3 separate regions of the Homo sapiens genome follow, and all the other regions are linked to region 2. Evidence: chromatin loops called from intact Hi-C (ENCODE). Cell type or tissue: endothelial cell of umbilical vein. All regions are shown on one strand. Region 1 overlaps MYO1D (myosin ID). Region 2 overlaps TMEM98 (transmembrane protein 98). Region 3 overlaps MYO1D (myosin ID).

Evidence for each region. A loop is a pair of places that touch in the nucleus more often than their neighbours do. Peaks named below come from ENCODE experiments on the same cell type or tissue, not always from the same donor. Only the 100,000 strongest peaks of a DNase experiment are listed, where the experiment ranks them.
Region 1: it touches region 2 in a loop (15-fold over the local background); 31 of 110 quality-filtered maps call a loop at or near these places.
Region 3: a loop joins it to region 2, with 2.9 times the contacts of the local background. A loop is called at or near these places in 2 of 110 quality-filtered maps.

Annotation. Positions count from the first base shown.
Region 1 is chr17:32,780,120-32,788,119 of GRCh38, forward strand. It overlaps MYO1D (myosin ID), which reads right to left. Exons shown (of 22, transcript NM_015194.3): 2 at 457-665. Among named protein-coding and RNA genes, the nearest start is that of MYO1D-DT, 93 kb to the right of the region's middle. In endothelial cell of umbilical vein, a CTCF peak has its summit at 3,592 (motif pointing right); a DNase peak (open chromatin) is centred at 3,632.
Region 2 is chr17:32,933,105-32,941,104 of GRCh38, forward strand. TMEM98 (transmembrane protein 98) reads left to right here. Exons shown (of 8, transcript NM_015544.3): 4 at 70-201; 5 at 1,187-1,220; 6 at 3,228-3,343; 7 at 6,373-6,432; 8 at 7,682-8,000. The coding sequence ends at 7,889. Among named protein-coding and RNA genes, the nearest start is that of TMEM98, 9.0 kb to the left of the region's middle. RefSeq lists enhancers at 2,676-3,326, 3,327-3,976, 3,887-4,181 and a silencer at 3,282-3,469. In endothelial cell of umbilical vein, a CTCF peak has its summit at 4,009 (motif pointing left); a DNase peak (open chromatin) is centred at 4,187; H3K27ac peaks cover 821 bases.
Region 3 is chr17:32,673,592-32,681,591 of GRCh38, forward strand. The region is part of intron 16 of MYO1D (myosin ID); the gene reads right to left. Among named protein-coding and RNA genes, the nearest start is that of CDK5R1, 190 kb to the left of the region's middle. In endothelial cell of umbilical vein, a CTCF peak has its summit at 3,056 (motif pointing right); no DNase peak of the experiment used is centred here.

The DNA.
Region 1 (8,000 bases), 150 kb before region 2:
CCCTCAGCTCTGAAAGCTTATTTTTGGCCCCCACGCCTCAGTAGGTCCCTCAACACTAGTTCCCAAGCACCAGTCTGATTTTGAGTTGATTCTTCCTTTTCACACCTCAATATTTCATTTTCGTTGGTTTCATTTTGCTATTTAAAATAATTTTGTTACATTTTATCCAGACTTTTATGTGTTTGAGATGGAAACATTTTCCATGTCAGCTCAATCTAACAAATTGGCCAGAAGTCATCCAAGTGTAATATGTATTCATAAATGAACCAAGATTAGAGGATGATCAGAAATGATATAAATAATTTGGTATTTAACGTTCATCACTTTTCTCTCTCCTATAGAATTGCTCAGGCTTCTACCTTTAAAAAAATATTTAATCAATTGTTTGGATTCTTGAGTATCAAACAAATTAAACACATTGTGACTTTGGAAATACAGGGGATCCCCTCCAATTACCTGATATCACAATACAAGTGTCTTTTGATCGCCTCTTCATAGCCTTGTAAGCAGCATCCGCAATAGCAAAAAGGTGAGGCGGTCTCTCATACAGCTCACGGCCTTTATACTGCTCAATTGTGTCTCTTCCATAGATGTTCAACAACTTGTAAGGGTTCACAGAAACGACGACTTCTCCAATGAACGTATAGATGCGCCCTTTTTCAAATCTGTACAGAAGCAAAAGAAAAGGAAGACGTAGCTGTGGTTACAGAGAAATGATGTATCTGTCCTGTGAGTCTCTTATTTCCAAGGAAGTCCAAATATCCTAGGAATGATTTCTGAACTGACGTTTCATTGGCTCTGAGTTAACTTGTAGAGAATGTTTGAGGCTGTGCCCCTTCAGATGCCATTGGTAGAAAAGACCAGTAGGGGTTAAAAGCCAGGCAAGAAGGAAGAATTTAACTTGTTGGAGGCTGGGATTTCCTGTTTCCAAAATACAGAAGGGTAAGAAGATGAAAAAGCTAAAAAGAGTTGAAGACAATCTCAGAGCTCTAGGAGGAAAAGAAATAGAAGTTAAAGTAGATCTTGAAATCCACTTAGTCAGATTTTCAATTTTAAAGAGGACTGTCATATACATTTATTTTTTTCTCCCTCTTGAACCTCACTAAAATGTTAGTAAATTAATATAAACAGTAAAATCCATAACAGAGAGAATGGTGGAGGAGACACTTCTGCTCTAAATCAAACTTATTTTTTTATGACTGCCTAAAGTTCCATGGTGTCGATATATCATTATATATTCAACGATTCCTGTTCCTTCCTGCTTTCTATGAACAATACTGCAGAAAACACTCTTGATACATAATCTTACAGATTGGTGCTTTTACTTCTGTGGTATAGATTCTCAGGAATGGGACAGCTGGTTGAAAGGCATGTGTATTTTTAAAGTATATATAATATGATTCTACCTTTTCCCCATAAAATAGGGTTAAAAATCTAATCATACGTATTTGTATCTGTACACAGATATATTTTATAAATGAGTACATAAGTGTGAAAAAATATAGACAAATACATGTTATATTTTATGCATCATTTTATACACACAGTAGGGTTATGTGGAAGGAGAGAAATAAAGAGGAAGGCCACATGGGCAGGTGAGAAGAGGCCACAGGACAAAAAAAAAAAAAAAAATACAAAGCTTGAGTAGGTATGCTATGACTGCAATTGTGCAACTTTATGTGTCTATTTAAGAAAATTTTTAAATATAAAATTCAGAAAACCCATATATGTCCACTGTTTTTACACAGTAATCCACACATAGAAACATATGTGGCCCAGAGCTTAGATGTTTCCACATAACAAGTGGTTACCACCAACATGCTCTACCAGCTGAGAGATACTGGTAGACATCTCTCTCACGTCCAAGAACTGAACAAAGGGTGTGCCCTGACAGGCAAAATGCTGGTTCACAGACAGCATGTCTCTAAGCACGCTTGCTTCATGGCTGGTGGAGCAGGAGAAATAACTAAGCATTTGGGACCAAAAAGCAAGAACCTTAAATTTCCTTTAAGCTGGAATGAAGGCTGTTGGCTATAATTAGGAATGGAAACAAACAGATGTTGATAATTTCAACAATAAATTCAAACCAAGATTTTTATCAAGTATTTAGAGTATTTTAACAGTTATTAACTACTTCAAGGTTTTCAGTGCATTTTTCTACTATGGGTTTTCTATGTATCCTCTCAGTTGTTAGGAAGTTTACATGGCAGCTAAAAGCACTGATTTCGAGTCCTTTACATCTGGGTTTGAATGCTCACATTGCAAACTCAATAGCAGTGATACCTTGTGAAAGCTACTTAACCTCCATGTGTTTCAGCTTATTCATCTGTAAAATGGTCATAATTATACCCCTCTACCCTCGGACATTGAATAAGTACTTTTTAAAAAAGATCATTAATAGTATGCTTCTGATTATGTTATGCATAAGGGAGATTTTTAAATAACATTTTTGTTTTATAAACATTGCTACTGAAATCACAACAATCCTTACACATGAGGAATGAATGAATTCAATTATCATAATCCAATTCTCTGGCCAGACGCAGTGGCTCTTGCCTATAATCCCAGCACTCTGGGAGGCCAAGGCAGGTGGATTACTTGAGACCAGGAGTTTGAGACCAGCCTGGGCAACATAGTGAAACTCCATCTCTACCAAAAATACAAAATTAGCTCGGCGTGGTGGTGCACACTTATAATCCTAGCTACTTGGGAGGCTGAGGCGGGAGGATCGGTTGAACCTGGGAGGCGGAGGTTGCAGTGAGGCAAGATCGCACCACTGCACTGCAGCCTGGGCAGCAGAGTGAGACTCCATCTTAAAAAAAAAAAAATCCAATTCCCTGACTCAGCTGTCAGTCAACTACAAGTCACAAGCAAAATATCTATATAACAACTGTTCAAAGACTCGCGAAAATAAGCTAAGATTCACTACGCAAGTTTTTCTGGCTTAACCTGCAAATTTGCAGTACATGCTCAAGTATCTCCAAGGAAAAGAATCAAAAGGGCACGATTGTTTAGTTTTGAATAAGCACTGTCCAAACAAAAAAAAAAAATGAAGAAAAGCAGCAGAAGAATGTCTCATGAGCCGGGAACTCTGCAACTAAGAGTCACAGCAAATTATGTATGAGATTAGACTATTTTAAGATTCCATGTTGGTCCAATGATGTACCTTCTTTTTCACTGGATAATTTTTAGAGCCACTAATAGACCATTATGCTCTAAAATAATATTTTATTACAAATAAAATATTTTCTATTAACCTATAGGCACCATGTATAAAATAATTAAATGGCTTGGCACAGTGGCACATGCTTGCAGACCCAGCTATTTGAGATGCTGAGGCAGAAGGATCACTTGAGCCCAGGAGTTTGGGTCCAGCCTGGACAACACAGCAAGATCTCATGTCTTAAGAAAATAATTGAATGCATAACTATTAACTCAAAGATAGTGGCAAATATTAACAGAATATGATATTAAATACAATGCTTCAGCAATTCACAAAACGTTAGAAGCTCATTTTACTTGAAATTCTAAGTTTGGTTATCAAATACAAAACTTTCAATTTGGTTGGGTCTTAAAAATCACCACTAGGTGGTGCCAATATACACCTTAACAGCAACTCAAATTTCAGTTTGCATTGGAAAGCCATAGGGTAGTAAGTAAGCACTAAAGTAATATAGTCGCTTACTCTGTTTGCCTCCAGGAAGAACTACTAATTATCCTAGATGACAAATAGGATGTTATCATCTCTTACAAGAGACCAAGGAAGGTGTTCCTATGACTTCTGTGTGCAAACCTTTCATGACAAACTTTTATAATTATTCAGTATCTACTTTGTGCCAGATACCGGGTCAAACCCTGGGAATTAAAAAAGGAGTGGAGAACAGGAAAGCATTGTACATAAATAACAACAATATAGTATGATAGGTAAGGTAATAAAAGCATGTACTGTAGTGACAAAGATTATCCCAATAAACCACCTTCAGTGAGGAACACTAAGAGTAAGAGCATACAGGGTCTGGCCTCCGGGTTTCTGTTGACTTCCATCTACCAACAACACTTCCACCCACCAAAACCTCCCCTACCACTTCTCTCTGTCTCTGTTGCTCTTGTTCTCATTAATGAGCTAATTACAGTTCCCAAGAGCGCCATGTCTTCATGGTTTTGCCCATGGAGTTCATTCTGCCTCACACCTTTTCCTGGTTCCTTCTTCCCCATGTGCTTGCCAGATTCCCTCTCCTTCTCCAAAAGTCTAAGCACTAGGTCCTCTATGGAGTCACTCTTAATACTCTACCTCCAACGTCAGTTTTATGGTCTTTGCTCTGTTACCTTTTTTTTTTCCTTTTTAGAACTTCCTAAATGGTTAACATAAATTAATAGCAATTGATTTTTTAAACTAGTAAGTTTAAAAATATTTATTAAAAGGGACATATATTTTCACTGGCTTTTAAGTGAAACAAAGAGGTTCTAAAAAGTTCTGAATTAGTGAGTAGTAATGGATAAAATATAAAGGTATAATAATGACATTGGCAAACAATAGTTCACTGTAAAGGAATTCTGAAACCTTTTTTTTAAAGTAGCCTTGTTAATTTGCATGTGTCACTTATATATAGGACAATCTATAGTAGGAAGTCAAGATGAGAGGGGCTCCTTCAGATCAGTCACAGGCAGACTACATGCACAACCCCACAGAAAAGGAAGATACTGTGGGGAGGGGTGGGGTATGGAGAACCGGAAGGTGGTTGGCCCAGTCAGAGTAGAAGGCTGTGTTAAGGAATGCTGGGGAACAGTTGGAAATGTACATGGGGGTCAGATTTGATATGATATGAAAACCAGGCTTAGGGAGTTTACATTTGAGGGAGTTTACATTTGATGTGACTGGAAACAAGGAATCAGTGAAGACTTTTCTAGTTAAAGACATCAATAAGGTGCTCAGTGGGGGGAATGGTAGGAGAAATGAGGAAAGGAAAATTGGAGTTGTTTCACGGGGAAACTGGACAGAATCTTAAAACCTACTGAACATAAGGGACAAAAATATATTTGAGTTAGGCAGAAGAGAAAAAGGAATTTATTTCAGATGACCATATCTCAAATGTACTCCTGAAGCGTCTAAGTTAGATTCACCCACTAACAGAATTCAGTGTTATCCTTGGTTGACTTCTTGAAATATATGGAACCAATTATAATCAGGAAGAAAATTCTCTGTGAATGGTCTACTAGGTATGGTATTAACAAAACCTTATTCGTAAGTATTATTCATTTACTTGAGGAGGAACGTACACTTTCTGAATAGGTGTTGCTTAATCACACTGATTTGGCCTGTCTTCCTTCCTTTTTGAATTTAAATGGAATCTTAAGTTACCATGAACGTTCCTATTTCTCAGGAGAGGTGTCCATCTACCCATGCCATTTTTTTTGGCCTTTCACTATCTCCTTAGACAACTCCAATTTAGGTTCCACTCCTGCACTTCAATAAACCTTGACCAAACTTCCCAAACTGCTAAATTCACTGGTTGGTTTTCTATGCTCATCTTACTTAATTTCTCAGTATTTGACACTGACTCCCATTTCCTCAACACACTCTTCTATTGGCTTCTTTGAGCCACGTTCTCTTCATTTTCCTTCTGCTTCTCTGGTTTTCCTTCTCAGTCTCCTTTGCTGACTCCTCTTTTTCTGCTGATCTCTAAATATTCCAGTTCTCTAGGGTTGAGTCTAGTATCACTTCAAATACCATTCAAGGGTCTTCCATTTAAGGAGGATAAAGTAATGATATCTTGGCCCCCTTTCTACCCTCAGAAAATCAACAAGAATAACAAAAACAGAAAAAGACATCGCCTACAATGAAACAAAAAACTAGCCACAACTCTGAACCACAATCTAGGAAGAAAGATTGTGAAAAGCTATGAAAACTAGACCTAGTTGAGGCAGGTTGCTAAGACTGAATATATGCCTCTCCAAATCTCCGGCACTGGAGTAGAGTTCTCCAGAAGTAGGTTGCAGTTCCTGAGTAGCCAAACCAAAAGTCTTGCTAAGAATGTCAGGGTCTCAGTATGCAGGTGGCTTTGGAACAAAATAAGTCCCATTTGACACTTCTAAGTATATGTAAGGTGAGGTTAAATGAAGAAGTAACTAGAAATTCCTTTTTTTAAAAAAAAACAGGCTGTCATAGTGGTGAGGCAAAAGAGAAAAAGTGCAGTGGCTCTGCAGCAGATGATCTTGATAAATGAAAAGAGGCAATGCTAAATCACCTCCCAGAAGTCTCAGACATACATAGGGAACTTGCTTTCTAGTTAGGCAATCTTCTTGCCATTTCAGGGCAGACAGTTGGTGAGACAGGGAATGAGCAGCAGACCACCAAACTCAGTGCATTTTATCTTTCAACCCAGAATGAACCATACCTACTCAAAGATGACAATCATTAGGCCGGGCGCACTGGCTCACGCCTGGAACCCTAGCATTTTGGGAGGCTGAGGTGAGTGGATCACCTGAGGTCAGGAGTTTGAGACCAGCCTGGCCAACATGGCGAAACGCCGGCTCTACTAAAAATACAAAAATTAGCTGGGAGTGGTGGCGCATACCTGTAATCCCAACTACTTGGGAGGCTGAGGCAGGAGAATCTCTTGAACCCAGGGGGCAGAGGTTGCAGTGAGCTGAGATCGCGCCACTTCACTCCAGCCTGGGTGAAAGAGCAAAACTCCGTCAAAAAAGAAAAAAGACGGTCAGTTGAAGTGAACCAGAATGGGGCACATGATAAGATGTCAGAAGAAAAGAAAAAAAAAGTAGGTAGTGGGTAAAACATCTGACAGGCAAAAGGCAGACCAAGAATACCCCACTCCCCCAAAGAAAACCACAAAGTAGAAAAATTATGAAAGAACATTCTGTATGAAAGCAAAGAATACAAAAAAAAATGTAGCTCTCTAAAATAAGATATCAAAGAAGGCATCATTTAAAAGGAGAAATTGTGTTTAAAATCATTTTTTCAAGAGATAAAAAGCTAGAAGAGCTCAAGAAAAAAACCAGAAGAGAGAAAAAAAATCCACAGTAATAAAGGTCATATTAAAAGACATAAAGAGAATGGACACTGCTGAAAATAGAAGGAGACAGGAAGAAAAGGTGGAGAAAAGTAAGCAAAATAATTTTTTGTATTATCTCATTTATATGTAAAATCTTAAATTTTTTTTACCTCAATAGTTTTTGTGGAACAGGTGGGTTTTGTTTACATGGGTAAGTTCTTTAGGGGTGATTTCCAAGATTTTGGTACACTTGTCACCCAAGCAGCAGTGTACACCGTACCAGGTATGTACTCTTTTTTTTTTTTTTGAGACGGAGTCTCACTTTGTCGCCCAGGCTGGAGTGCAGTGGCATGATCTTGGCTCACTGCAACCTCCACCTCCTGGGTTCAAGCGATTCTCCTGCCTCAACCTCCCAAGTAGCTGGGACTACAGGCGCCCACCACCACGCCTGGCTAATTTTTATATTTTTAGTAGAGACAGGGTTTCACTATGTTGGCCAGGATGGTCTCAATATCTTGACCTCGTGATCTGCCAGCCTCAGCCTCCCAAAGTGCTGGAATTACAGGCGTGAGCCACGGTGCCAGGCCTGGTATGTGGTCTTTTATTCCTCGCCCACCTCCCTCCCTTTCCCCTCAAGTTCCCGAAGTCCATTATATCATTCTTGTGCCTTTGCATCCTCATAGCTTAGCTCCCACTTACAAATGAGAACATATGATATTTGGCTTTCCATTCCTGAGTTACTTCACTTAGAATAATGGCCTCCAGCTCCATTCAAGTTGTTACAAAAGACATTATTTTGTTCCTTTTTATGGCCGAGTAGTATTCCATGGTGTATCTATACCACATTTTCTTTATCCACTCATTGGTTCATGGGCATTTAGGTTGGTTTCATATTTTTGCAATTGCAAATTGTACTGCTATAAACGTGTGTGTGTGTGTGTGTCTGTTTCACTTAATGACCTCTTTTCCTTTGGGTAGATACCCAGTAGT
Region 2 (8,000 bases):
CCTCAGTGAGGAGAGGATCAGCAGCGGTCACCCACCATGAAACCATTTAACGGGGGCCTTTTCTTCCAGGCCCATTGTGGACCTCATTGGTGCCATGGAGACCCAGTCTGAGCCCTCTGAGTTAGAACTGGACGATGTCGTTATCACCAACCCCCACATTGAGGCCATTCTGGAGAATGAAGACTGGATCGAAGATGCCTCGTAAGGCCATGGGAACTGTTTGCTTCCGGGCTTCTGGCAAATGATGCCCTTTGCTGGTGTCCTTTGCCAGAGCACTTAGCTGGCATTCAAGAACAGTCACTCTGTTACTTGCTGCTCTTTCCTGTGCCTTTAGTGTGGGGGAAAATCAGAATATGACTTGAAAGTGTTTGTCCTTTCCTTCTCTCCCCACATTTTGTAGACCTGAACACTGCGGCCTATAGTTGTGTGGCAAAGGTTGTTATAAAGTCACCCTGGTGTGCTTTGGTTATCCTTGAGTGCCCATAAATTTGGCTCAGGCTTCAGAGATGCAGCCCTTTTCTTTAGGATCTCAGGGGTCTCTCCATCCAACAGGAGCCCCTACATTTTGAGAAGCGGCTGCTACTTCATTGCCTTATCCATTTAGCCATCCATTCCCTGGTCCCATGTTTGTGGGGCATTATGTGGAGGGTACTGGGTCAGGTGCTGCAGATATTGAAACGGTTGAAAAGACAGTTATAGTCAGTATCACAGAAACTGTAAGAGATCCTTGTGTACAGTGCAGTAGGCACATGGAGAAGGCAGTGTCTAGGTTTGCCTGGGTTGGGGAGGTTGAGCTGGATCTCATGGAAGATATCACAGAGGAGGTGCCTTTTGACTTGGGTCTTGAAAGATGAGGAGGAGTTCCCCAGTCTGAGCAAAGGGGAAGGACACATTGGGCAGAGGGAACAGTCTACCAGAAGCTTGAGAGTTATATTAAAGCATGACTCGCTAGGCACACAGTGGAGCTTGCTGGAAGAGTGGATTGGGTGCAGGGAGGGGAAGGGAAGGGAGGTGCTCCCTCCTTTAACTCATGGGCTGGTTCATGTTGACACTGAGGCATTCCCACTCTCAGTGGTTGGTATTGGGCTGTGCCCACCGGTCAGGGCAAGTTGAGAAGCAAGGGTGGGAGCTGGAGGGTGGTGGGCCCCTCCAGATGAGCACTGATGACTTCTTCTTGTTTCCCCAGGGGTCTCATGTCCCACTGCATTGCCATCTTGAAGGTAACCCTCTCTTATTTCTCTGTGGGATAAAGGGTAGTCGAAAAGCACCACTGTGCGTGGATGGAGTAGAACGGGACCTTAGAAAGGGCACTGACCTCTCGCAAGAGGCCTTTCCTTAACTTGACACTTGGAATTTTTGTGGTTTACTTCCCCCCCTGCCTGGACTGGCTGTTCACAGAATCTCAAGGCTGTTTCAAAGGCTTTATTTCATCTGGTCGTCTTAATTCAATGACCTGTGGGAAAGACAGCCTAGGTACACAGCCACCATTTCACTCCTCTTGGAGAAAGCTGTGTATTCCTGAGACCGTGTAGCTGCCAAGAGAAATGGGGTTTCCCTGCTTCCCCCTGCACACTCATTTTCACTAACAGAGAGTTCAGGCCTGTATGGTGAGTTTCTTTCTGTATTTGGATTTCTACTGTGACTAGAAAGTCATCACTAGCCTTCTTTGGCTGTGACCGTAGTCAGCCAAATGGGACAATCAGTGTTAAAAAACCAAAGCAGGCATACTTCAATCTGAAGGCAGAGGATTTTTTCTTTGAAAGCCTGGAATCTTTGAAAAATTGCATCCAATTTGCATTTTGGGTAATTTTATGGTTTTAGCATTTGTTTTCAATTCTTGCCTGTTAATATCCTACCTAATAGAATAATAACTATACTGAAATATTTGGCCAGTTGCAAATATCAGGGTTTTTTTTTTTACATCAGTAACCTGGGTAATCACACATTTATCTCTTTGACTAGTAATTATTCAAGATTTCAAAAGAGACAACTTTGTCTTTTCTTTAGTGTCATTCAGTAGAAGACACTATTAATAAAACATTCTTTACCCCACCTCTTCTTTGGCTGTCTCTCTCAGGGGATGGATAAATGCCTAGTAGGAAGTTATTATCTCAGAGTCCAGGCTTAGTTAATTCTGAGAGGCTCTTTGGATATACAAATATGGCTATAGATATAAATATGGTTATTGATAGAGCTAGGTAGGCATAATGGCTAGAAGATAATACTATACTACATTTCCCTTCTCCTGGCCAAGATGTGTCCTGGGCCTGGGTTTTGTCTCCTGTCCTCATCTATTAGGAGGATAAATGGCACCTGTGGTGTGAGATGAATCAGCTGGAGGGAGTCATATTGAATTGGAATCTGTGTCTACCCGGCGAACCTCTGATCAAAGGAGAGGGCTTCTAAGTCTCCTCTTGGGATCTTAAGACTCTTTTGCTAGGTCACCTGCCCTTGAGTCTCTGTGGTGGGAGCTGGGAGAGGGGTCTGGGCTAACTCCCAGGTGGACCTTTGGGCTTCTTTCTGCCCTCTACTGTCCAGCTCCAAGTATAGGTCAGGTAGGGGTGCTTCCTTGCCATGGATAGAGGCGCACCCATGTTGGTTGGTTCTAGCATGGGGTGGCCTGGAAAGGGGAAGCAAGCTCTGGGGTGGCCAGCTCTGTGGGTGGGACCACGAAGAAGGCTGTAGTCAGTCTTGCCTTTTCCCTGCTTTTCCTAAGGTCCTTTCATCATCAGCTTGATAAACATGCTAATATATTACCTGAGACAATTGTTGAAATAAGTGCTGTTATTGGAGCATGTGCTTAAAGGGAACAATTGCCCTTTGTTCAGCCCCATTCCTGAGGGTGCCTTGTTGGAGATATTTATTCTTGTGGAAGACTAAACCATGAGATGAAGGAATAGAAAAAGAAAGTAGGTTTTTCCCCTAAGTGAGAAGGTGAAATTGGAGCACATGATTTTTCTTAAGACAGATTATTTCAGCTTAGGCTTCCCAGAGCCCACACCCTGCCCTTGATCTGCGGCTCCCACCCCAGGTCCTCTCCCAGCCATGCCCTTGGCTTTTGCCACTTCCCACCCGTTTCCTCTCATCTCTGTACTTTTCACATCTGGCCATTAGGTTGGGGGCCAGCTGCGATGGAACTCACGGCAGGGCTGATTTGTCTCGTGGGGGTGGCGAGGCCCTGAGTGGAGCCAGGTCAGCCCTCATCTCTCTCCTCCCTGCCGCATTAGATTTGTCACACTCTGACAGAGAAGCTTGTTGCCATGACAATGGGCTCTGGGGCCAAGATGAAGACTTCAGCCAGTGTCAGCGACATCATTGTGGTGGCCAAGCGGATCAGCCCCAGGTGAGCAATTGGCGGCTTCGAGGTCCCCACACTCCCTGAGGGAAGAGAGGGGCTGGAAGCTGGGGTAGCCGCAGAGCTGGGCTCTTCTATAAAATGGTGCACAGGCAACTTCAGCTATTTGTTTCCCACACATTTACAGAGTGACCAGGAGGGTTTAGATACCGAGACTTCTCAGCTAAGGTGGGCTTCCACCATCCCCACCTGCAGCATGACCCATCTGAGAGGGCTTTGGGGAAGCGCCAGCAGGTGCCTAGTCCTGACCCTGTCCTAGACCCTGCCCTGCAGAGCCCGTGGCCGCCCCTCTTACCCAGCCACATACCAGCTCCCCTTGACACGCCTTCCTCCCAGGCCAACATGTCACACAGATGCCCACACCCCTGTCTCTGCCTGAATCTGTGTTGGAGACTAGCTTGGGGGACCCACTCTGGCTGTGCCCACTGCTCCATCCCTGGCCCAGGCCAGCAGCCTCCAGCACTGGGTGGGAGCTGAAGCCATATGGCATTCAACCTCCCAGATTCCAGGCTAACTGCGAAATCCCGTGTGGGAGGCAACCAGCAGGATTGCAGTCAACAGCTACACCCCCTCATTTGGGCTTGATATCGTGAGGAAAAATAAAGCCCTTTTCTTAGAGCCAAGGGCTGTACTAAGTTTGTGCTGCCACCTGGTGGCTGGTATGCCGACGTGCCTGAGCAGAGGGTCGGGGCCAGGATGTTTTCCACGTCAGCCACCTGGCCCCTCCGCCCACCCGGGAGGGCACCTCTGTATGCCTGCTGAAACAATGGCACTGCTGTGAGTTCCAGGGGCCCACACGTTCCTTGTTGCCATGGCCCCAGGTAAATCACGAGGAACCAGCCCTTTCTCTGCCTCAAGATTAACCAAATAAAAACGACCAGTTTCCTGAGTTGCCACGTGAGTTCCTCTGAGGGAATACACGACCTGGTCAGCTTGAACTCAGTCCAGGCAGTTCAGTGAGTTGAGAGAGTGGGAGGGAGATAATCCAGGGAGGGACTCAGCTGAGAACAGTTCCCTGCCTTCTCTGGAATTGCCTCCAGTGGGCTGTAGCCACATGGTCAGCCCCTGGCTTTATAAGAACCCACATCCCAGGCTCTGGGTGGGCACTGGGCATTCCTTCCCCATTATTTTATTTATTTATTTATTTTTGAGATGGAATCTTGCTCTGTCACCCAGGCTGGAGTGCGGTGGTGCGATCTTGGCTCACTACAACCCCCACCTACCGGGTTCAAGCGATTCTCCTGCCTCAGCCCCCTGAGTAGCTGTGATTACAGGTGCCTGCTACCATGTCTGGCTAATTTTTGTATTTTTAGTAGAGATGGGGTTTCACCATGTTGGCCAGGCTGATCTCAAACTCCTGACCTCAGGTGATCCTCCTGCCTCAGCCTCCCACAGTGCTGGGATTATAGGTGTGAGCCACCACACCCGGCCTCCTTCCCCATTAGTTTTAAAGATTCTGCACTATGGTATTCACTAGACCCTTTGTCATGCTTTTTGTGCCTTCTAAGAGCCACTTAGAGGCCAGGCAGATTCCTGTGATACAGGTTACAAGGCAGCACTTTCAGGAGGTTGAGGTTTCTGTGTGAGCCTGGGTGAGTAGGATCAGCACGGGTCCTAAGATGAGGGTGTGGCATTGTCCAGAGAGTGGACCTGTTCTGGTGCTCACAGGCCCATCCTAAAGAGTACCTTGGACTACTTCTAGAATGCTCCGTGCCATAATTCAGCCAGGGTCCTGCTTTGTCCTTTTGCCCTCACACTTCTTTCTCCTTCTGGCCATGTTTTGTCCCCATTGTTTTTCCTGCTCCATTTATCCCACACAGTGTGTTGATGGCCTGTGAGTCTCGAGGAGGTGGCTTCAGCTCCAGGGCACTAGAGAAAGGAGCTGGCTGAGATAGGCGCGGAGGGTGACTGTGTCTCTGCATGTCCTCACCGGCTCCACAGCCGTGAATAAGAGTGTTTGAGGCCATCTTTTTTTCAAGTGCTTTTAGAAATCAAACAATACATCTTTATTTTTTCTTCCTATCGAGTGTTCATGAGCAAAGATTTGGAGCAAAACCTTGTGCCACGCAAATCAGAATGAATTGTAGTTCTGAACTTGATTTAAAAAAATTAACCACAGGGTAGAAGAAATCCAGTAGAGCAGTGTGAAGCCAAATGAAACTCATGGCCTTCTTTTTCGGTGTCTTACATACCTTTAGCTTTGTATTTTTTTTTCCTGAATACAAGAGTAATTAATGCTTATAAAAATGTGAAATACTGCAGACATACATGACCTGGAAAGTCTACTCCCTCCCAATTGTAGGAAAAAACCACTATTAAGTGGTGAGTGTTCCTCCAGATCCTTCCCAACCCCACATTTCAGAGCTTTTGTTTATCTATTTTTATGCAAATGACAGATTGAGCTTTACATATTATTTGGCAATTTGCCTTTTTAATATAGTAGTAATCTTGAACATCATTCCATATGTATGACTGTATTTTAAAAAACCATTGGAACTGAAACAAAACTAGAAAACAAAGTAGTCTCTGCAAAGACTGAACCTGAAGTCTTTGTGCCTAAGTGTCTGTCTGAGAATGCAGAAGCAATTGGAGAAAGAACCATTAAAGACCAGGTCTGGAATACCAAAAAAGAAGAACTGGAATAAAGATAGAAAGGAAGGAAGGGGCCAGGCGTGTGGCTCACGTGCCTGTAATCCCAGCACTATGGAAGGCTGAGGTGGGTGGATCACCTGAGGTCAGGAGTTCAAGGCTAGCCTGGCCAACATGGTGAAACCCCGTCTCTACTAAAAATACAAAAATTAGCTGGGCATGGTGGCGCGTGCCTGTAATCCCAGCTACTTGGGAAGCTGAGGCAGGAGAATCACTTGAGCCTGGGAGGTGGATGTTGCAGTGAGCTGAGATAGCACCACTGCACTCCAGCCTGGGTGACAGAGCGAGACTCTGTCTCAGGAAAAAAAAAAAAAGGAGAAAAGGAGATCAGGAAAGTGAAGTACTGAACACCTTTTGCCTCCGGTCAGGGTGGATGATGTTGTGAAGTCGATGTACCCTCCGTTGGACCCCAAACTCCTGGACGCACGGTGAGACCAGGGGTGGGTGCATGTTCGGTTTTTCATGCAGAGGTCCACAACCGTTTTATCAGATCTGTGAGGCTGGCTGACTGGCTTGTGTAGGGAGGGTGGCTTTGCAGCCTCCTTAGGCTGCCCGGGCCATGCGTGCCATTTACTTCAGTGAGCGGCGCCTGACTGGGTGATAGAGGCCAGTCCTCTCCTGAAACCCAGGAGAAGAAAGAGGCAGTCTTAGATTTTAAATTGTTATGATTAGACTTCCGGCCATGTTACATCCTAACTGTGCCTTCCCTTCTACCTTTTCCCCTTTCCCCCTCTGATTTTTGTACCCCAGAAGCAGACATGCCTTAGCTGTGAGTGCCACCCAGTTGGGCGGTGGGGCAGTGGTTCCCAGAGCAGTGAGAATGGAGGTGACAGGTCAGCCACAGCTGTGCTCACCTGCCACCAGACATGCGCATACACAGAGTGTACTTAGCCCTATGAAATTGTTATGTTCCTATACCAGATGCAACCCATTTAAGAAATATAGATTCTTTCGTGCCTTGGATTTATATGACTGTGTCATACACATGTAACAGTTGCCAGATCGGCAGTGGGTCACAGCGCTTCAGCTTTGGTTTCTCTGCCCCACTCCTACTGCTGCCGAGCTTTGTCCGTGGGTTAATAATCTGTAATGTATTCTCAAATGCATCATGGTACTAACCATATAAAAGGTATTCTACAGTGAATCTTTCAGCACTGAAAAATCTACTCCTCACTTTGGTTTTCAGTTACATTTTTTTTTTTGAGTTGGATAAACCAGCCCTGGGCCTTACCAATTTGTAATCAATAAGGAATGTTTAAGTGAGGGTGTGTCTGTCCTATGTTTCAGTGGGCAGCGGTTGGGGAATATGCTCATCTGATTGACTATATCTGAACTGTTTCACAAAGCGCTCTTTGGGGAGATGTTAATAGGTGTGCTGCAGAAAATGGCTTCCACAGTCTTAAATAAGCTTGTGAGAGACAGCCTGTTATATTCTCCTTGGAGCTTTACCAGGTACATCTCAGAAGGCTCTGAGGCAGGCTTCAGTTAACCATGTTTAACCCAGCCATCTCCAAATTTATTTGAGCATGGAGCCAACTTTAAATTGCATACCTACCAACATCCTAGGGAAGGGTGTGCAGTTTGGGGAATACTAGTCAAAAAGTCTATCTATTTGGGCTTTTGTGCAAAGTCCCTCATTTCCTAGGAAACCTGACCCTATTTTCTTTTTTTCCCTAGGACGACTGCCCTGCTCCTGTCTGTCAGTCACCTGGTGCTGGTGACAAGGAATGCCTGCCATCTGACGGGAGGCCTGGACTGGATTGACCAGTCTCTGTCGGCTGCTGAGGAGCATTTGGAAGTCCTTCGAGAAGCAGCCCTAGCTTCTGAGCCAGATAAAGGCCTCCCAGGCCCTGAAGGCTTCCTGCAGGAGCAGTCTGCAATTTAGTGCCTACAGGCCAGCAGCTAGCCATGAAGGCCCCTGCCGCCATCCCTGGATGGCTCAGCTTAGCCTTCTACTTTTTCCTATAGAGTTAGTTGTTCTCCACGGCTGGAGAGT
Region 3 (8,000 bases), 260 kb before region 2:
ATGTAATACTTAAAATTTGAAGAGCTGGGCATGGAGGCTAATGCCTGTATTCCCAGCTACTTGAGAGGCTGAGGTGGGAAGATTGCTTGAGGCCAAGAGTTACTAGCCTAGGTGATATAGTGATATAGCAAAACTGGATAATTGTTTCCAGTTTCCAGATAATCTTTTGCATATAGGCCCAATGACACATTAGATGCTCATCGATAGTTCTTAATTGTTTTGGGGTAACTGGATTTCCATCCAAGTATCAGTTTTGTGTCAATGTATTAAATTGAAAATATTTTTGTATCTTTACAAAATACTGGTGTTTGGATTATTTTCCCTTCCAGTTTTTCTTGATGTATAATATATTACTGCAATGATTAGAATGGGAAACATCTATGATATTCTAGGAAGAACCAAATATGCCTATGAGATAACTGGGAAACAACTATGACTAATTCCTTAAAAGTAAGATCTGATCAAATGCCACAACAATGTCAACTTCCATGTATGAAGCTTGAATTCCTGAACTCCAAAGTGAGGCTGTTTCAACGTTCTGACGAACAGCTCCTTGACTGGCACTGTGTGGGGGTGGAGTGGAAACGGCCCTACTTTGGAGGAAGAGGCAAGCATTTCCCACCAAGTACTGGGAAATCAGGCAATTCAAACTCTATAGGCTTTGGGTTCTTCACCTGTACACTGAGGATGCAACATTAGATGATTCATAAGAGCATATACCAGCATTCTATCATAACAGCTACTGATAATGAGTAAACATTTTAAAATGTTATTGCAAAGTTTTTTTCTGTTCCAAAGTAGACATGGAACTGATAAACACTATATTTGATTTTCATCTGATGACTGGTATTACCCCAAGAGAAGGGAGAGAACACATCGTTTTACTGGTATGTGCCATGCCTTGTCCTAGACACTTGACATACATTAAGAATAGGTTTTTTTTTTAAAGTACTTATTCTTGACATTTGTTTGTACTGTGCTGCTGTATGTTTCTTACTAATAATTCACCATAAAAAGCAGAAAATATATTTGACACAAGCTTCTTTAAGTCATATATAATATTTTCTTGCTGGCAAATGCTTGGTTTTGGGAAACAGTCATTTTTCAGCCCTATGAAGTCTGCTTCTACAGAGAAACGTAATCCATGTTTCCAGTTTTTGCTAGTAGCCTGGCTCTTGTTGTAGGCATTAACCAGTGCTCTTCAATGCAGCCCTGCATCCCAAAATACATCAGTTTCCAGTGCTCACTATAACAGAGATACTGGGCGAAGATGCTTCCTCAAAGGGGATTTTAGAATGTTGCAGGGAAGGGAATAATCTGGAAAAGGCTCCCATTTACTTAGGGTAAACATCAAACATACTTCTTTTTCATTTTCCTGTCTTAGACTGTAATTGATAGAAGGGGGAATGACAGGATAAGACAATGTATATTTATTAAGGACATACTTTTTCAACAGTACAAGTTTACATAATGCAAGTTGAACATAACACAATTAACTATGAAGACTGTTACTGGTCATAACTCAATTACAAGAAGAAAAAATATATTGCTAAGGGAATACAACTGTGTTATTTGGGTGCATGGTTTATCATAACAGTGGGTATCAGAAATGATCACAGTAATGAGTAGCTCATGTTGGAATAATGTGACACAGAAATAAATGTCACTGTTATAGAGAAAAACCTAGATAAAGTAGAATGCTGGATATACTCCTGTGATGTTGAAGTTTTATATGGTCTTCATAATTAATTAATCATGTTACATTCAACTTGTACATATAACTGTAACTATCTATCACTGATAAAGTATCATACCTACCAGAAACATAATCTTGTGCTTGTATTACCTCATCTATTTCTTCCTAAATGTTTTATAACACAGTATTTGAAAATTGAGGTTTCTTAATTGAGTTATATAATAACAATCAAGTCAGAACACATTTTAAATAAATGTCAACAGGAATATGATTAATTTTTCAATCAACATCTATTACTGTTGAATCTATTATTTTAAAAATAAATTTATATCTTCTTAGTAATTTGTAATTCTTTTGGTGAACTGTGTATTTCTATCTTTTATCCATTTTCTTTGGGTTTCTATTTTATTAATTTGTATGAATTCTTCATAAATTAAGTGAACCATCCTTTTGTCACTGGTGTTTTGTTTTCAGTATGTTGATGATCTCTTGATACTGTTTATGGTATACTGCCATACAGAGGTTGTTTTTAAAAAAGTTTTATGTAGTCAAATGTACTCATTTTTCTTTTATGCCTGTGTACATTTTTATACAAAACTATACAGAATCATACAATGCCTTGCAATGTGTTTTACTTGATATATCAGAAATATTTTCCCATGTGATCAAATATCCTCCTATGATGTGATTCTAAGCATCCTTGCAGTACTCAAATATGAAATTCAGTTAACCAATCCCCTATTGTGAGATATTTCTGATGTTTTCTCTTTTTTTTGGAGTGATATATGCAGTAACATTTTAGTAGTATCCTTGTACATAAATTCAAGCACATGAATGATTCATGGCAAAGTTCTCAAAACAGAATTGCTGTTGTAATCCCTTTGTATTTTCGGCTGCCACACATTAAAGCCCTCATTTCCAAAATCTACCATATAAATAGTTTAAAAGAATTAAATAAATTGATGGGATAATGTAGCTCCGATTAAACTGCTTTAATTAGGGTTATTCAACTTTTAAAAATTCATTAGCTATTTAGATTTTTTCTTTTGTGAATTGTTTCTCTATTTTTTTTTTTTTTTGTCCATAACATGTTCATTACTTTACATAATGATCTGTAAGGGCTTTTTGTATATGAAAATAAACTTTTTATTACATTTACAAAGATTTCTTAGCATTTTGCCTTTTATCATTTCCTGGCCATGGTTACTGGTTCAGGTCAATGAAACAGGAGGAATTTTGCTAGGTGTTTCAGAGAAAAACGTTCTCTCCTGTCTGAGAGAATGTCCAAGGGACTTCTAGAGGCGACTCTCCCTGAACCTAGAACCTGTGGCGGCTGAAATTGTTAGCCGCCACCTCACAACCACAAGGGGGAGCCAGACTTAGAAGGAAGACGACCCAAGAGACGGCTGAATAGAGGTTTCATGTTCTGTGAAATAAATCTGTTACTCTCTATGCCAGTTTGAATTGCATTTTCTGTATTTGCAACTAAACATATTGTGATACAATGATGTTTTATGAAAAATAGAATTTTTTTTTTTTTTGAGACGGAGTCTTGCTCTGTCGCCCAGACTGGAGTGCAGTGGCGCTATCTTGGCTCACTGCAAGCTCCACCTCCCAGGTTCACGCCATTCTCCTGCCTCAGCCTCCTGAGTGGCTGGGACTACAGGCGCCCACCACCATGCCCGGCTAATTTTTTGTATTTTTAGTAGAGATGGGGTTTCACTGTGTTAGCCAGGATGGTCTTGATCTCCTGACTTCGTGATCTGCCCGCTTCGGCCTCCCAAAGTGCTAGGATTACAGGTGTGAGCCACCGTGCCCGGCCAGAAGTTTTAAATTTTTACGCAGGAATATCTAGCAAACTTTGCCTTTGTGAATTCTTTTACTGCTGCTATAGTTAGAAAGGCCTTCCCTACTTTAAAATCAATTACATGCCCATACAATTAATTTATGTTTTTGTTAAAACATTAGGGGAATTGAATCATAATGAGCAGAGAGCCTTTATTTTATAATCACTCCATGAATGGCAGCAGATTCTGCCTATTCCAGTAGATTATCCATAATTAAAAATGTGTGAAATGCCCACTAAAGCTCTGGATTCTTTGAAATACAAACAAGTTTTTGGCTACAGATGATGAAGATGGCAGGAGAAATGTTCCATGTGAGTGGTGTGAATCTAGGTCAGCACCTGGTCAGGCAATAAGAAGGGTTAATATTTGAAATCTTTATATATCTCCTCTGAAACAGAGGTGTAAAAAGTCACTGGGAAGTCATCAGGGGATATATAGATAGATAAATATATATATATATATATATATATATATATATATATATATATGCACACAGACATATAAATACATTACTTGATTGCAAAAGGCATAAAGTATGATGAAAAGGGCATACGGTATAGTTTTTAATATATGTCATAATAAATGAGTGGTTTCATTCGAAGTCAGAAATGCATGTCTTGATTTCAGAAAACAAATCAAGACTGCTTTTCAAACGAACACAAGCATTAGGCTGCCTAAACAGTTATTTCTGTATGTGAACCATGGAAATATTTTAGGATCATCAAAATCTGCCCTTCTTTTTTGTCTTTTTTAATTCATCTCAACTGGCTTATGATCAATATTTCATGGAACTCCTCTATAGCCGCCCTCCAGGTGTCCTTCCAGAAAACCAAAACCTAAACTCCAGCATAGACATAAACCCTGCTGCACTGAACCTTGAAGAAATGGATGTGTAATAGCATCAAAAAGTGACAGAAGATGGACACTATGGTGAAACTGCTTAAAAGGTCTTTCAAATGCTCAAGCTCTTTCTCACAGCCTCCTTATTTATGTATTTCCTGGCTTGAATTCTCCCTCTTTGAACTTTTCCTAGGGTTAAATCCTTCATATCTATAGGTCCCAGCTTAATAGCACCTCCTCAGAGAGGTCTTCCCTGACCATCCTCTCAAAAATATATTTCTTTTTTTTTTTCTTTTATTATACTTTACGTTTTAGGGTACATGTGCACATTGTGCAGGTTAGTTACATATGCATACATGTGCCATGCTGGTGCGCTGCACCCACTAACTCGTCATCTAGCATTAGGTATATCTCCCGATGCTATCCCTCCCCCCTCCCCCCACTCCACCACAGTCCCCAGAGTGTGATATTCCCCTTCCTGTGTCCATGTGATCTCATTGTTCAATTCCCACCTATGAGTGAGAATATGCGGTGTTTGGTTTTTTGTTCTTGCGATAGTTTACTGAGAATGATGATTTCCAATTTCATCCATGTCCCTACAAAGGGCATGAACTCATCATTTTTTATGGCTGCATAGTATTCCATGGTGTATATATGCCACATTTTCTTAATCCAGTCTATCATTGTTGGACATTTGGGTTGGTTCCAAGTCTTTGCTATTGTGAATAATGCCGCAATAAACATACGTGTGCATGTGTCTTTATAGCAGCATGATTTATAGTCATTTGGGTATATACCCAGTAATGGGATGGCTGGGTCAAATGGTATTTCTAGTTCTAGATCCCTGAGGAATTGCCACACTGACTTCCACAATGGTTGAACTACTTTACAGTCCCACCAACAGTGTAAAAGTGTTCCTATTTCTCCACATCCTCTCCAGCACCTGTTGTTTCCTGACTTTTTAATGATTGCCATTCTAACTGGTGTGAGATGGCATCTCATTGTGGTTTTGATTTGCATTTCTCTGATGGCCAGTGATGATGAGCATTTTTTCATGTGTTTTTTGGCTGCATAAATGTCTTCTTTTGAGAAGTGTCTGTTCATGTCCTTCGCCCACTTTTTGATGGGGTTGTTTGTGTTTTTCTTGTAAATTTGTTTGAGTTCAATGTAGATTCTGGATATTAGCCCTTTGTCAGATGAGTAGGTTGCGAAAATTTTCTCCCATTTTGTAGGTTGCCTGTTCACTCTGATGGTAGTTTCTTTTGCTGTGCAGAAGCTCTTTAGTTTAATTAGATCCCATTTGTCAATTTTGTCTTTTGTTGCCATTGCTTTTGGTGTTTTGTACATGAAGTCCTTGCCCACGCCTATGTCCTGAATGGTAATGCCTAGGTTTTCTTCTAGGGTTTTTATGGTTTTAGGTCTAACGTTTAAATCTTTAATCCATCTTGAACTGATTTTTGTATAAGGTGTAAGGAAGGGATCCAGTTTCAGCTTCCTACATATGGCTAGCCAGTTTTCCCAGCACCATTTATTAAATAGGGAATCCTTTCCCCATTGCTTGTTTTTCTCAGGTTTGTCAAAGATCAGATAGTTGTAGGTATGTGGCGTTATTTCTGAGGGCTCTATTCTGTTCCATTGATCTATATCTCTGTTTTGGTACCAGTACCATGCTGTTTTGGTTACTGTAGCCTTGTAGTAGAGTTTGAAGTCAGGTAGTGTGATTCCTCCAGCTTTGTTCTTTTGGCTTAGGATTGACTTGGCAGTGCGGGGTCTTTTTTGGTTCCATATGAACTTTAAAGTAGTTTTTTCCAATTCTGTGAAGAAAGTCGTTGGTAGCTTGATGGGGATGGCATTGAATCTGTAAATGACCTTGGGCAGTATGGCCATTTTCACGATATTGATTCTTCCTACCCATGAACATGGAATGTTCTTCCATTTGTTTGTATCCTCTTTTATTTCCTTGAGCAGTGGTTTGTAGTTCTCCTGGAAGAGGTCCTTCACATCCCTTGTAAGTTGGATTCCTAGGTATTTTATTCTCTTTGAAGCAATTGTGAATGGGAGTTCACTCATGATTTGGCTCTCTGTTTGTCTGTTGTTGGTGTATAAGAATGCTTGTGATTTTTGTACATTGATTTTGTATCCTGAGACTTTGCTGAAGTTGCTTATCAGCTTAAGGAGATTTTGGGCTGAGACGATGGGGTTTTCTAGATAAACAATCATGTCGTCTGCAAACAGGGACAATTTGACTTCCTCTTTTCCTAATTGAATACCCTTTATTTCCTTCTCCTGCCTGATTGCCCTGGCCAGAACTTCCAACACTATGTTGAATAGGAGCGGTGAGAGAGGGCATCCCTGTCTTGTGCCAGTTTTCAAAGGGAATGCTTCCAGTTTTTGCCCATTCAGTATGATATTGGCTGTGGGTTTGTCATAGATAGCTCTTATTATTTTGAAATACGTCCCATCAATACCTAATTTATTGAGAGTTTTTAGCATGAAGGGTTGTTGAATTTTGTCAAAGGCTTTTTCTGCATCTATTGAGATAATCATGTGGTTTTTGTCTTTGGCTCTGTTTATATGCTGGATTACATTTATTGATTTGCGTATATTGAACCAGCCTTGCATCCCAGGGATGAAGCCCACTTGATCATGGTGGATAAACTTTTTGATGTGCTGCTGGATTCGGTTTGCCAGTATTTTATTGAGGATTTTTGCATCAATGTTCATCAAGGATATTGGTCTAAAATTCTCTTTTTTGGTTGTGTCTCTGGTATCAGAATGATACTGGCCTCATAAAATGAGTTAGGGAGGATTCCCTCTTTTTCTATTGATTGGAATCATTTCAGAAGGAATGGTACCAGTTCCTCCTTGTACCTCTGGTAGAATTCGGCTGTGAATCCATCTGGTCCTGGACTCTTTTTGGTTGGTAAACTATTGATTATTGCCACAATTTCAGATCCTGTTACTGGTCTATTCAGAGATTCAACTTCTTCCTGGTTTAGTCTTGGGAGAGTGTATGTGTCGAGGAATTTATCCATTTCTTCTAGATTTTCTAGTTTATTTGTGTAGAGGTGTTTGTAGTATTCTCTGATGGTAGTTTGCATTTCTGTGGGATTGGTGGTGATATCCCCTTTATCATTTTTTATTGTGTCTATTTGATTCTTCTCTCTTTTTTTCTTTATTAGTCTTGCTAGTGGTCTATCAATTTTGTTGCTCTTTTCAAAAAACCAGCTCCTGGATTCATTGATTTTTCGAAGGGTTTTTTATGTCTCTATTTCCTTCAGTTCTGCTCTGATTTTAGTTATTTCTTGCCTTCTGCTAGCTTTTGAATGTGCTTGCTCTTGCTTTTCTAGTTCTTTTAATTGTGATGTTAGGGTGTCAATTTTGGATCTTTCCTGCTTTCTCTTGTGGGCATTTAGTGCTATAAATTTCCCTCTACACACTGCTTTGAATGCATCCCAGAGATTCTGGTATGTTGTGTCTTTGTTCTCGTTGGTTTCAAAGAACATCTTTATTTCTGCCTTCATTTCGTTATGTACCCAGTAGTCATTCAGGAGCAGGTTGTTCAGTTTCCATGTAGTTGAGCGGCTTTGAGTGGGATTCTTAATCCTGAGTTCTAG